Linked DNA regions of Homo sapiens: all the other regions are linked to region 3. Evidence: chromatin contacts called from ENCODE Hi-C data. All regions are on one chromosome and are shown on one strand. Each heading gives the region's core, a stretch centred on a gene start or an enhancer-like site at or near the end of the contact. The rest is flanking DNA. Distances are from core to core; before and after follow the strand shown.

The links. Hi-C counts contacts between places; a loop is a spot of excess contacts on that map. Pooled maps may share reads with other maps.
Region 1: a map with no recorded cell type shows a loop between it and region 3 (7-fold over the local background). The contact joins the enhancer-like site here to the promoter of CTSH in region 3. A Hi-C loop is called at or near these places in 2 of 37 single-sample maps with no recorded cell type and 2 of 50 pooled maps.
Region 2: a map with no recorded cell type shows a loop between it and region 3 (7-fold over the local background). The contact joins the promoter of ZFAND6 here to the promoter of CTSH in region 3. A Hi-C loop is called at or near these places in 3 of 37 single-sample maps with no recorded cell type and 3 of 50 pooled maps.

What each region holds. Positions count from the first base shown.
Region 1 is chr15:80,014,210-80,018,673 of GRCh38, forward strand. No RefSeq gene overlaps it. Among named protein-coding and RNA genes, the nearest start is that of ZFAND6, 43 kb to the right of the region's middle. RefSeq lists an enhancer at 3,359-3,518. Within about 2 kb of position 3,215, at least 3 of the 41 ENCODE cell types and tissues checked have a DNase peak (open chromatin) inside an H3K27ac peak, as active enhancers do.
Region 2 is chr15:80,058,041-80,062,748 of GRCh38, forward strand. It overlaps ZFAND6 (zinc finger AN1-type containing 6), which reads left to right and starts at 1,636. Exons shown (of 7, transcript NM_019006.4): 1 at 1,636-1,769. RefSeq lists silencers at 1,314-1,642, 1,339-2,208.
Region 3 is chr15:78,942,671-78,946,951 of GRCh38, forward strand. CTSH (cathepsin H) reads right to left here and starts at 2,376. Exons shown (of 12, transcript NM_004390.5): 1 at 2,221-2,376. The coding sequence starts at 2,311. RefSeq lists enhancers at 579-628, 1,059-1,108, 1,569-2,107, 2,108-2,646 and silencers at 1,497-1,791, 2,229-2,578.

The DNA.
Region 1 (4,464 bases), core at 1,965-4,464, 1.1 Mb after region 3:
CTCACTGCAACCTCCGCCTCCAGGGTTCATGCCATTCTCCTGCCTCAGCCTCCAGAGTAGCTGGGACTACAAGTGCCCGCCACCATGCCTAGCTAATTTTTTGTATTTTTAGTAGAGGTGGGGTTTAACTGTGTTGGCCAGGATGGTCTTGCTCTCCTGACCTGTGATCTGCCCGCCTCAGCCTCCTGAAGTGCTGGGATTATAGGCGTGAGCCACCGCACCCAGCCTTACGAGTTCTTTGTATATTTTGGATAACAACAGTTTATCAACTATGTCTTTTGCAAATATTTTCTTGCATCCTTGGCTTGTCTTCTCATTCTGTTAACAGGGTCTTTCACAGAACAGAACTTTTAAAATTTTAATGAATCCCAGCTTATCAATTATTTATTTCATGGGTTGTGCCTTTGGTGTTTTATGTAAAAAAGTCTTCACCATAACTAATACCCAATACCCAATGTCACACAGATTTTCTCTTGTTGTCTTCTAGGAGTTCTATGATTTTGCATTTTACATTTGGGCCTATAATCCATTTTGAGTTAATTTTTGTGAAACATGTAAGATCTTTGCCTAGATGTTTTTTCAAGTGTTTGGCCAGTTCTTCAGCGCAATTTGTTGAAAACAATATCTTTGCTTCATTGTATTGCTTTGTCGCTTTGTCAAAGGTCAGTTGACTGTATTTATTTGGCTCTATTTCTGGGCTCTATTCTGTTCCATTGACATATTTGTCTATTCTTTCACCAATACCATACTGTCTTGATTAGTGTAGCTTTAATAATTAGTCTTGAAGTTGGGTAATGTCAGTCTTCCAACTATGTTCTCCTCCTTCAATATTGTGTTGGCTATCCTGTCTCTTGCCTCTCCATATAAATTTTAGAATCAGTTTGGCAATATGCAGAAAATAACTTGCTGGGATATTGGTTGGGTGTACTTGGCCATTCTTGCTTTGGTGTAAAGGAATACCTCAGACTGAGTAATTTATGAAGAAAAGAGGTTTAATTGGCTCACAGTTCTGCAGGCTATAAAAGCATGGCACCAACATCTGCTTGGCTTCTGGTGAGGACTTCAGGAAGCTTACAATCATGGCATAAGGCGAAGTGGGAGCAGGCATGTAACATGACTAGAGTAACAGCAAGTGAGCCAGTGGGGGAGGGCCTAGATTTTTAAACAACCAGATCTTGAGCAAGAATTCAATTCTCACCAATGGGAAAGTGATAAAACATTCTTGAGACATCCGCCCCCACAATCCAATCACCTCCCAGGCCCCACCTCCAACACTGGGAATAGTATTTTAGCATGAGATTTAAAGGAGACAAACATCCAACTTATACCATTGGGATTGCATTGAAATTATAGATCAAGTTAGCAAGAACCAATATATTGACAATATCGGATCTTCCTATGAATGACTATGGAATATATCTCCATTTTATTTAGTTATTTGATTTCTTTCAGCAGAGTTTTATAGTTTTTCTCACATAAATCTTGTGCATATTTTGTTAGATTTACACTTATTTCATTTTTTGAGGTGCTAATGTAAATGATATTGTGTTTTTAATTTCAAATTCTAATAGTTCATTGCTGGTATATAGGAAAGTGATTGACTTTTTTGTATTAACCTTATATCCTGCAAAGCTGCTATAAGCACTTATTAGCTCCGGGGTTTTTTTTTTAATCTATTCTTTCGGATTTTCTTTTCTTTTTCTTTCTTTCTTTTTTTTTTAAATTGAGACAGAGTCTTACTCTGTCACCCAGGCTGGAGTGCAGTGGTGCAACCCCGGCTCACTGCAACCTCTGCCTCCTGGGTTCAAGTGATTCTTGTGCCTCAGCCTCCTGAGTAGCTGGGATTACAGGCATGCACCCCCATGCCTGGCTAATTCTCGTATTTTTAGAAAAGACGGGGTTTCTCCATGTTGGCCAGGCTGGTCTCGAACTCCTGGCCTCAAGTGATCTGCCTACCTTGGCCTCCCAAAGTGCTGGGATTACAGGTGTGAGCCACCACCCCGGCTCTTTTAGATTTTCTACGTAAACAATCATATCATCTGAGAGCAAAGACAGTTTAATATTCCTTCTTAATCAGTACATATTTTCTTTTCTGGTCTTATTACATTATTAGATCTTCCAGTATGACACTGAGAGGTGACAGTGTGCTGGCAGTCCTCACAGCCCTCGCTCGCTCTGGGCGCCTCCTCTGCCTGGGCTCCCACTTTGGCGGCACTTGAGGAGCGCTTCAGCCCGCCGCTGCACTGTGGGAGCCCCTTTCTGGGCTGGCCAAGGCCGGAGCCGGCTCCCTCAGCTTGTGAGGAGGTGTGGAAGGAGAGGCAGGGGGGGTACCGAGGCTGCGCGCTGTGCTTGCGGGCCAGCGTGAGTTCCGGGTGGGCGTGTGCTGGGCAGACCCCGCACTCCGAGCGGCCTGCGGGCCCCACTGGCCCTGGGCAGTGAGGGGCTTAGCACCTGGGCCAGCAGCTGCTGTGCTCAATTTCGCTCCCGGCCTTAGCTGCCTTCCGGCGGGGCAGGGTTTGGGACCTGTCGCCTGCCATGCCTGAGCCTGCCCGCCCTCCGTGGGCTCCTGTGCGGCCCGAGCCTCCCCGACGAGCGCCGCCCCCTGCTCCAGGGCACCCAGTCCCATTGACCACCCAAGGGCTGAGGAGTGCGGGCGCATGGCGGGGGACTGGCAGGCAGCTCCACCTGCAGCCCCAGTGCGGGATCCACTGGGTGAAGCCAGCTGGGCTCCTGAGTCTGGTGGGGACATGGAGAACCTTTATGTCTAGCTCAGGGTTTGTGAATGCACCAATCGACACTCTGTATCTAGCTACTCTGGTGGGGCCTTGGAGAACCTTTATGTCTAGTTCAGGGATTGTAAATATACCAGTCGGCACTCTGTATCTAGCTCAAGGTTTGTAAACACAGCAATCAGCACCCTGTGTCTAGCTCAGGGTTTGTGAATACACCAATCGACACTCTGTATCTAGCTACTACCAGGGGACTTGGAAAACCTTTGTGTGGACACTGTATCTAGCTAATCTGGTGGGGACGTGGAGCACCTCTGTGTCTAGCTCAGGGATTGTAAACGCACCAATCAGCGCCCTGTCAAAACAGACCACTGGGCTCTACCAATCAGCAGGATGTGGGTGGGGCCAGATAAGAGAATAAAAGCAGGCTGCCAGAGCCAGCAGTAGCAACCCGCTAGGGTCTTTTTCCACACCGTGGAAGCTTTGTTCTTTTGCTTTTTGCAATAAATCTTACTGCTGGTCACTCTTTGGGTCCACACTGCCTTTATGAGCTGTAACACTCACCGCGAAGGTCTGCAGCTTCACTCCTGAAGCCAGTGAGACCACGAGCCCACTGGGAGGAATGAACAACTCCAGAAACGCCGCCTTAAGAGCTGTAACACTCACCATGAAGGTCTGCAGCTTCACTCCTGAGCCAGCGAGACCACGAACCCACCAGAAGGAAGAAACTCCGAACACATCTGAACATCAGAAGGAACAAACTCCGGACACGCTGCCTTTAAGAACTGTAACACTCACTGTGAGGGTCCACGGCTTCATTCTTGAAGTCAGTGAGACCAAGAACCTACCAATTCTGGACACAGTGAGACCAAGAACCCACCAATTCCGGACACAACACTGAAAAAGAGAAGTGAAAGAGGACACCCTTACCTTGTTTCTGAGCTGAGAAAGCTTCTTGTTTCTCACCATTAATAGGTGTTAGCTATAGGGTTTTGTTAATGTTCTTTATCAAATAGAGGAAGTTCTCTTCTAGTCCTAGTTTGGTGAGAGTTTTTATCATAAATGGGTATCGGACTTAGTCAATTTTTTTTTGTATCTATTGATGTAATCTTGTGATTTTTCTTTCTCTGTTGATGTGATGGATTATAGTGATTGAGTTTTTGAATGTTGAACCAGGCTTGCATACCTTGGGTAATTCCATTTGGTCACGGTATATAATTCTTTTGTTTTGTTTTGTTTTTGAGACGAAGTCTCGCTCTGTCACCCAAGCTGGAGTGCAGTGGCGTGATCCCAGCTCACAGCAACCTCCACCTCCCAGGTTCCAGCGATTCTCCTGCCTCAGCCTCTGGAGTAGCTGGGACTACAGGTGCGTGCCACCATGCCCAGCTAATTTTTGTATTTTTAGTAGAGACAGGGTTTCACTATGTTGGCCAGGCTGGTCTTGAACTCCTGACCTCGTGATCCACCTGCCTCAGCCTCCCAAAGTGCTGGGATTACTGGCGTGAGCCACTGCACCCAGCCTGTTTTGTTTTGTTTTGTTTTTTGAGTTGAAGTTTCCCTCGTCATCCAGGCTGGAGTGCAATGACGCGATCTCAGGTCACTGCAACCTCCACCTCCCAGGTCCAAGCAATTCTCCTGCCTCAGCCTCCCAAGTAGCTGGGACTACAGATGTGCACCACCACGCCCAGCTAATGTTTGTATTTTTAGTAGAGATGGGGTTTTTACATGTTGACCA
Region 2 (4,708 bases), core at 386-2,885, 1.1 Mb after region 3:
CTTCCCCTGTGTAAGTCAATGAGAGAAGGGCCTTCATCTTTCTTAATGCTGTCTCCAGCACCTACAGCACAGGCTGGCAGAGAGTCGGCATATAGCATTTACTGGGTGAATAGAAATGCAGTATCTTTTAACCCTCATAACAATCCTTTGTGGTAGGTTTTCGTTCCCATTTCACACAATTTTCTTAAGAGCACAAAGCTAGTAAGTGACAGTGGTCTGTCTGCATTCCACGTCACAATGCAATACTATAATCTCTCAATCTCCCAGAACGAATCTGGAACAAAGGAAAGCAGTAAAGGTCATGTAAACCCAATTTCTGCAAATTCATAATAACTGCATATGAAAATCCAACTGGGTTAGGTGCTGGAGTTAATACAACGATAAACTGGACAAGAATCGGAAGAAAAATACATTTAAGACAAAATCCGTAAGACTTGACGCATAACCTTGCTAGTTCAAGAAGCTCTTTCACACATATTATGTTATTTAACCCCCACAAATAGCCTAACAAGTAGGTTTTATTACCATTCCAATCAGGCTTTTGTCCTCCACTTAAACTGTACTCCCCAAGGTGACTTCTGTGTTGCTAAATGCTCAACAGGTACTCACTTCAGGCACAACATTTAAGGGAGCACCAAAAAACTAAGTGATCAAGATGAATAACATTTTTATTTTTTAAAATTAAAATTAATGCAAAAAAAAAATCCATGAATAACAAAATACCAACATTTAAAATAAAGAGGATTCTCAGGACTGGGCTCGCCTACCTGGATGCCCTAACGGAACTCCTCATTCACAATAGGATTGAATGACCTCGAACTAAAGTGTCACGTACTTCCTGCTCGTGATGCTCGTGAGCCCGAACGAAGGCTGAAAAACTTCAGGGGGAGCCATTCTGCCTATCACCCCTAGTTCCAGCGCAGCAGCCCAGCGTGCACCACGCAGGTGGGAACTGACCCCGTGCTTTTGGAACAGGCTGGAACTGGGGGTGCTTGTGCCTGTGCATGTATGTATTGCACACGTGTGCATGCACGCTTCTCGTCTTGCTTCTATTTCCAAGTCCCAGTTCAGGACAGGGCAGAGAACTGCTTTCCAGTATGCGCCCTGAGCTCGGACTTTGCGCTTGCAGACTGAGGCGCCGGCCTGCATGGGAAGACAGAAGCTCAGAATTCCTTCCTGCACAAGTGGCAGGTGGAGTGCAACTCTTTTTGGTGCCTCAGTCCAAGACAGGGACACGCCATTCCCTGCGAGGTGGCAAAGGTACCTGAACCTACATAACCAAGCCCTTAAAGTCTCCGCGGCACCTCTTAATCGCCTTCCCGTAGCTATTGGAGGTAGAGAAACCGCGGCGGGAAGCGCCCCAGAGAGGGCAGTGGAGCAAGGGACACTGGAGGTGCAGAAGGCGGAGGAGCATCTCCTTTCGCTCCGCCCCGCCTCTTTTCCTGCCTCCGGCCAATTGCCGTGCGCTCCGAGCCTTGACCCCGCCTCTCCCCGCCTCCTCCGGCCTGCGGCCCCGCCCGCGCCGGTAATAATTAGCGGGCGGGCGGGGCCCGCGCGTCAGCCGCGGGAGCCGGCCAATCCAGTGGCTCTCCTCCGCGGTCGCGTCATAGGCCGAACAACCAAACAGAAAAGTTTAATAAACAGCGGACGGAGGGGCCGGCGGTGGCGGAGCCGGAGCAAGCAGGGGTTCGGCGGCATTACCTGTACCCATTCACCGGCGGCTACCGGCGGCGGCGCGCAGCGTGTCAGGCGGAGAGACCCGCCGCCAGGTGAGGAGCGCGGCCCGCGGGGCCCGGCTTGCCCGGCGCTGCCCCTCCCCCGCCTGCTCCCTTCCCCCACCCGGCTGCAGCTAGGCGAGGCCCGCCCCCGGCCCCTCCCGGCGCCCGAGAGCCGGAAGCGGAGGGCGGCCGGCCGGCGCAGCAGGTGGTGGGCCCGCGGGGGCCGCGGGCGAGAGGGCGAGGACTCCCGGCTCCGGGGGTGGGGGCCGGAGATCGGCGGGTTCACCTCAGACGGCGCGCGGGCGCCCGCGGCCGGGGGCCGCTTCCTGTCAGGGTGGTCGCGCTGGGGTCGGGAGCCTCAGTTCTTCAGGGCCGCGGAGGCCGCGACGCGCGCCGCCCCGAGCGGGTTGCGAGCGGTTGGCTGGCGGGGGTCGGAAGGGCCCCGGGCACACTGGGGCGCGTCAGTTCCCCGCCTCCTCCGAGTCTCAGGTCCTCTTCGGGATGTTTTTCCACCTGCGGCGTTTTTCAGAAACCAGCCGGAGGCAGCCCGGTGTCTCCAACTCCTGACTGGCACCGGGAAGGGAATTGGTCTCTTTTTTTCCTGCTTGGGTTTAGCTTGCTTAGGATTCTAAATTTTTTGTCTGCTTTTTTGAAATAGTTATATTTAAGTTTTAGCTACCTAAAAAAGTATGAAAGAATATTGTGTTTGAAATCTTTTTAACTTGGTTTTTAAGTCACGTGCTAACTATCCTACACAGTTGGGACGCTATGATTTACCTTCACATCTCGGAAGTTGTAACCAGTTGTGAGGAAGTTAGGACCTTGGGGTTACCTAAAGATAATTTATATTAAGTTGTTGGGCCATAAAAACTGGGCAGAATTGGCCACGCGCGGTGACTCAACGCCTGTAATCCCAGCACTTTGGGAGGCCGACGCGGACTAATCACGAGGTCAGGAGATCGAGACCATCCTGGCCAACATGGTGAAACCCTGTCTTTACTAAAAATACAAAAATTAGCTGGGTGTGGTGGCGGGCGCCGGTAGTCCCAGCTACTGGGAGGCTGAGGCAGGAGCATCGCTTGAACCCGGGAGGCGGAGGTTGCAGTGAACCAAGATCGCGCTACTGCACTCCAGCCTGGCGACAGAGGGAGACTCCGTCTCAAAAAAAAGCCGGGCAGAATTAATGATTTTGAAGCTCCGAGAAACAGGATTAAATTCCTCTTTCAAACCGAAATCGGAATTTGATTTTTTAAAAGTGTAAAATACCATAAACTTTTAAGGTTAGTTGTTCGGTAACCATGTCACCAATTTTAAGGCACTTTCTGAGTTGTGTATAGTTTCTCCAGAGCCCTAGGGGAAATGTTTTGCAAAATATGCACGTTTAGCTTTCCAAAACAAGTTGTCTTTTTTATTTTTACTTTTTTACGTTTTAAAATGTGTTTAAAGGGAGACATCACAAATGTGCAGGAGAAAATACAGGGGTCGGTGGATTTATTATCTTGTAGTGATAACTTTTTGGGTGTATGCATATGTCAGAACTTACACGTTTTACACTTCAAATATGTGCAGTTTATTGTCAACTATATGTCAGTAACGTTTTTAAGAAGTAACCAAAATATATTTAATACTACCAAAAAAAAACACGGTAAAGTATAAGCAGATAAAAACATCATAAATCCTTGATGACTCCCCCCAAACCCAAAACTGGAACATTACTAAAACTTGCATTTGTCTATGAGTTTCTTATCTGTGCAGTGGATTTTGTGTATGTCACTTCCTTGACTTTTTGAAAAATAGTTTTATCATATATGTTTGTATGCCGAAACTGTGTGGCATTTAATTTGTTTTTCTTTTGAGCTTTATAAAAATAGTATGTGGCTGTAGTTTATTTCATTGCTTTATGATATGTTAATCTGCCATAACTTATGGGCACTTCGACCGTGTTTTTATTGTTTTTTATTTTGTTTTGTTATAAGCAGTCTTGCTCTGTGAACATTTCTTGTTTCCGGCTCTTGGTACACAAGTACAAGAATTTCTCTAGAGTAAATACTTAATGTGGATTGCATTAGACGGTATTAGGTAATCAGGACTAGAATAGATTGAATTACTTAGAAATAAGATGAATGAAAAACATTAGGATTCTCTATTATGTTTAAATAGAAGATTCATAGCCGTAGTGATTGAACTAGTTCAACCTAGTTGAACATTTGCATGAAAACCCAAAATTCCTGTTAACCTATGTGTAATGACTCTCTTACTTTGAAGTCACATTGTAAAAAGTCTGGCACTGTTTGGTATCTCCTTTTCAATGCAAAAATAGTATAGTAGAAAAAACGCTGGATTGTATGTAAAATAAATTATCCTTTCTGCTGTTCCTCTCCTCCCCTCTAATCTCTAGCAAATTACTTAAAAATTTCTCTTGTGCCTTAGCATACTCATGTAAAAGAAACTTGTCCTAAGCTTATCCTTCCACTTTTGCACAGACTTTAATTAAGGAAAACACCTGTCAAATGTCACACCCTTTAAGGGAAAGCATTAGGACCAAGGTGTTATTCTGTGGAATTAAATTTTGTATCCTTTGGAACATTTTTGGAAAAGTTGTGTGGTGGTTCAGGATTTGTTAACTCCATATTTAAATATGTTTTAGATTAGAGAATGCCCACAAGGTGTGTTTCCCGAGGATCTGTTTCATTATGCTAACAGGAACACAGCGACAAATTAGGGAATAGTATCTCCTTACTATCCTGAAGATAGGTGTGTTTTTATGTGTTTCATGTTTCATTCATGTATGTAAGTGTGAATTTACATGTAATTTTGAATAACCTTTTTGTTTGAAGGCATGGGAGTAGAGATGGTTTCATTTTTTCTATATGTAGCTTGCAGACAAATATCAGGATGCTTTGTTTTGGTAGGGCTGTATTCTGCTTTTAAAAACCTTATTTTTTATTTAATTATAAGGACAATGTGTATATGGGGTTTTCCCCCTCAAA
Region 3 (4,281 bases), core at 1,126-3,625:
GTTCAGGTTCAGATTGAATGAGAGGAAAGAGGTTCCCCCTTGCCTTCAGGGGCTCTCTCCCAGTTTTAGCAAAGAGGACACTTGGAAATAAAAGGTCTGTAAATGGATTTCCAGAACACTCTCTGCCGGCATCACTTGAAATATCTTCCTGTTTCCCCAAGGATCCATACCTCCAGTGTGAAGATCACTACCACACAGCATTTAGATCTCCGTTTTTGGGTCTCGAACCTGTTCCAGAGACCAATCTATGGCCGTTTTCCCTGGGGAAAATGCACATTTCCTCAACATGGCTCCCTTTAGGGTTTCAGGGGATTCCAGATCTTGATTAAGGGCCCTGCTGCAGCTGAGGGCTTTAGAGGAAGACAGACCTCAACTCAGGACAAGAGTTGGAGGCAGGGTTTGAGTTTAGGACAATTGACTACCAGTTTGCCTCTGGAGAGATTATTCTGGGGCCAGAATAATCTGCTGGTGAACCGTGCCTTACCCTAAAATAGATCCATTCCAATCTAGTCAGGACTTTAAAAGTGCCATAATACCTTGCCTGGATTTACAGCAGGTTTCAGGAAAGTACAGTATTCCCCTGTTTGTTTGTTTGTTTGTTTTAGATGGAGTCTTACTCTGTCACCCAGGCTGGAGTGATCGCCACCTCTCAGTTTCAAGCGATTCTCCTGCCCCAGCCTCCTGAGTACCTGGGATTACAGGCACCTGGCTACCACACCCAGCTAATTTTTGTATTTTTAGTAGAGACAGGGTTTCACCATGTTGGCCAGGCTGCTCTCGAACTCCTGACCTAAAGTGATCCGACTGCCTCGGTCTCCCAAATTGCTGAGATTACAGGTGTGAGCCACCGCAGCCGGTCCCTGACTCCTGTTTTAGTACAGCTCCTGGGCTACAAACGGTTTCTTACAATTTTAAATGGTTAGAAGAAACATATTTCGTAGCACCCAAAAATCCCTTGAAACTGAAATTTCAGTGGCCATAAAAATCATTTATTAGAACCCAGTTACACTGACTCACTTACATACAATCTATGGTTGCTATCACACTACCATGGCAGAGTTAGTAGTTGCTACAGAGACCACCATAAAGCCTAAGTTATTTACCGTCTGGTCTTTCACAGAAAAAGTTTGCCAAGCCCTGCTCTGGAATTCAGACAGCCTCTCAGCGCCAGCCTTCTCCAGGCAGCCCTCGCTTGCGGCAGCTAGGTTTTCCTTAGGCGGGAACTGACCTGGAGCTGGGCGCCCACTGAGGTTTGCAAGGCTGGGGAGCTTTTTAAATAAATAGGTGGGAAGGAATGAGGCAACCCTCTGGCCCAGATTCAGCCTCAGTGATCTCTGTCCCATCCCCTGAGCCTCTAGCTGGGGGAAAGCCCTGTCCCGTTCCTCCAGAGCTCAGGGCACCCCCCCTCCCTAGGTTCTTGGCTCCTTGGGTTGTTTCTTGGCTACTTTTCTCGGTGAAGGGGGCAGGTGGTCTTTAAGTTCAGAGCCTGTGGGCTGAGGCTGGGACCAGGGACAGTAGGAAAGGAGGGAGGCAGTAGGGAAGAGCAGGCTCCTTGCCTTCAGCCAGGGGAGGTGCCTGAGCCCGGGCAGTAGACAGGATGCAAGGGCAGCACGAAGCTGGACCAGTCGCAGCCAATCTGGCCAACAAGAGGAGTCCTGGGGCTCCACCTGACGCCATGGGCCCTGGGGTGCTGTTAAAAGCGCTGTTGGTCTGAGTGCTTTCCCTGGTGCCGTTGCACAGGGATTCACTGTTCCAAACAGCCCGTCCAACCTACTCTACAGATGGGACTCCCAAGACACTACGGGGATCCCCTGTGTGCCAAGTCCCGGGGGAAGCTGCTAGAGAAGGCTGGGACGTCCTTGCTCACCTCTGGCAGGGACAGATCAGAGTCCTCTGTGTGACACTCTGTGTCCCCAGTTGAGGAAGGCGGAAGGAGCTGCGGGCTCCTTTGGTATTCTAGGCTGGAGAGCCACCTGGCTAGGTGGGACCCTGGACACTCAGCCCATCTGCTCCTCTGGTCCTACAAGCCGCCCACCCTCCGAGAACCCCCGCCTATAATGCAGTTTACCCCTCCCCGTGCCAGCACGCAGAGTTCCTGGCCTCTCACCGGGGAAAGCTCTGCCCCGTTCCTCCGGAGCCCAGTGCGCCCCTGGCCAAGTTCTCCCAGCGTCCACTCTAGGGCCTGCTAGCACCCTCTCGGGCGGCGCGCCCTCTGCGTACCTAAGGAGTTCACGCACAGTTCGGCGGCACCGCAGACGGGGACTCCCAGGAGCCAGGCCCCGGCGCAGAGCAGCGGCAGCGTGGCCCACATCGCAGCGCTGGCGGCTTGGCTCTTGCGCTCAGGGTCCGCGGAGGTGGCGGCCCAGAGCGTCAACTGGGAGCGCGGGGGGGGAGCGGCACGAGCGTGGAGGAGCGGCGGGAGCGCGAAGGGGCGGAGCGAGCGCGGGGCGGAGCGAGCGCGGGGCGGGGTGGGCGGTACTCCCCCGAGGCCGGGCTCGCGGGAGGGGGCGGCGCCGACTAACTCGCCAGCTCTAGTTCACCTGTCGGCCGGCCGCGTCGCTCCCTTATCTCCTCTGGGAGGAAGGGCTTATCTGGGTATCAGGCCTGGCTGAGTCCTGGATCTGCCTGGACTGGCTGGCACCGCGCGGGGAGGTCTCAGCCTGGCCTCTCCCTCTCCCAGCCTGTCGCCATCCCCACGTCCCCCATCTCCCTGCGTGTCCCCACCTCGCACCCCCCCATCTCCCTGCCTATCCCCAACTCGCACCCCTCATGTCCCTTCCTGTCCCCACCTCACACCATGTCCCTGCCTGTCTTCACCTTGCACCCTCCATCTCCCTGCCTGTCCCCACCTCGCTCCCCCTATGTCCCTGCCTGTCTCCACCTCACACCCCCATCTCCCTGAATGTGCCCACCTCCCACCCCCTATGTCCCTGCCTGTCCCCACCTCCCACCCCCATGTCCCTGCCTGTCCCCACCTCGCACCCCCATGTCCCTGCTTATCCCCACCTCGCACCCCCCCATCTCCCTGCCTGTCCCCAACTCACACCCCCCATCTCCCTGCCTGTCCCCACCTCAGACTCCCCATGTCCCTGCCTGTCTCCACCTCACACCCTTATGTCCCTGCCTGTCCCCACCTCGCACGCCCCACGTCCCTGCCTGTCCCCACCTCGCACTCCCCATGTCCCTGCTTGTCCCCACCTCGCACCCCCCATCTCCCTGCCTGTCCCCACCTCACACCCCCCATGTCCCTGCCTGTCTCCACCTCACAGCCTTATGTCCCTTCCTGTCCCCACCTCGCACCCCCCATCTCCCTGCCTATCCCCACCATACCCCTATGTCCCTGCCTGTCCCCACCTCACACCCCCATGTCTCTGCCTGTCCCCACCTCACACCCCCATATCCCTGCCAGTCCCCACCTCACATCCCCCCATCTTCCTGCATTTCCCCACCTCACACCCCTATGTCCCTGCCTGTCCCCGCCTTGCACCTCCCATCTTCCTGCCTGTCCCCACCTCACACCCCCTCATGTCCCTGCGTGTCTCCACCTTGCACCCCCATCTCCCTGCCTGTCCCCACCTCATACCCCCCATGTCCCTGTGTGTCTCCACCTCAGACTTTCCCCCACACTCCCCACGTCTCCCTGCCCTGGTTAACCACATTTCCCTGGCTTCCCTTTTGCTTGGAGTGGACTTACAACTGAAGAAGCTAGACGACCTCCTTGTGAATTGTTTTGCCCCCTCAACAGACATTTTAGTCTTTCTGCTGAGGAAGCTACATTAAGAGCTGTAGGGCCATTCTCTGTAGTTTGCAAAGCTAAAGAAGATGGTATGTAAGGGTCTGGGTGTGAGACAGACAGAAGAACGTGCGTTCCAGGCTGAGGAGGCCGGTGCTGTCACTGCTTTGGGTGAGGAGAGGGTGATTCAGACCAGCCTGTGCCGTAGCCTCAAATGCCCAGTGATGCCCTGTTCTTCACTTACATCATCACCTTGCAAAGTGGCATGTTGTTGACCCCCCATTTTACAGATGAGGAAACTGAGGCCACAAGAGTAGATGGTAACTTTCCCAGTCTGTGCGCAGAGAGTGTCTGAACCCAGCCTTGACCTACTGCAGTGCTCTCTGCTCTGGGCTTGCTCTTTCTCTGTCTCTTCATTTTTAAATTTTTATTTATTTATTTTGAGACAGGGCCTGGCTCTCTTGCCACCCAGGTTGGAGTTCAGTGGCATCATCACAGTTCACTGCAGCCTTGGCCTCCCAGGCTCAGGAGATCCTCCCACATCAGCC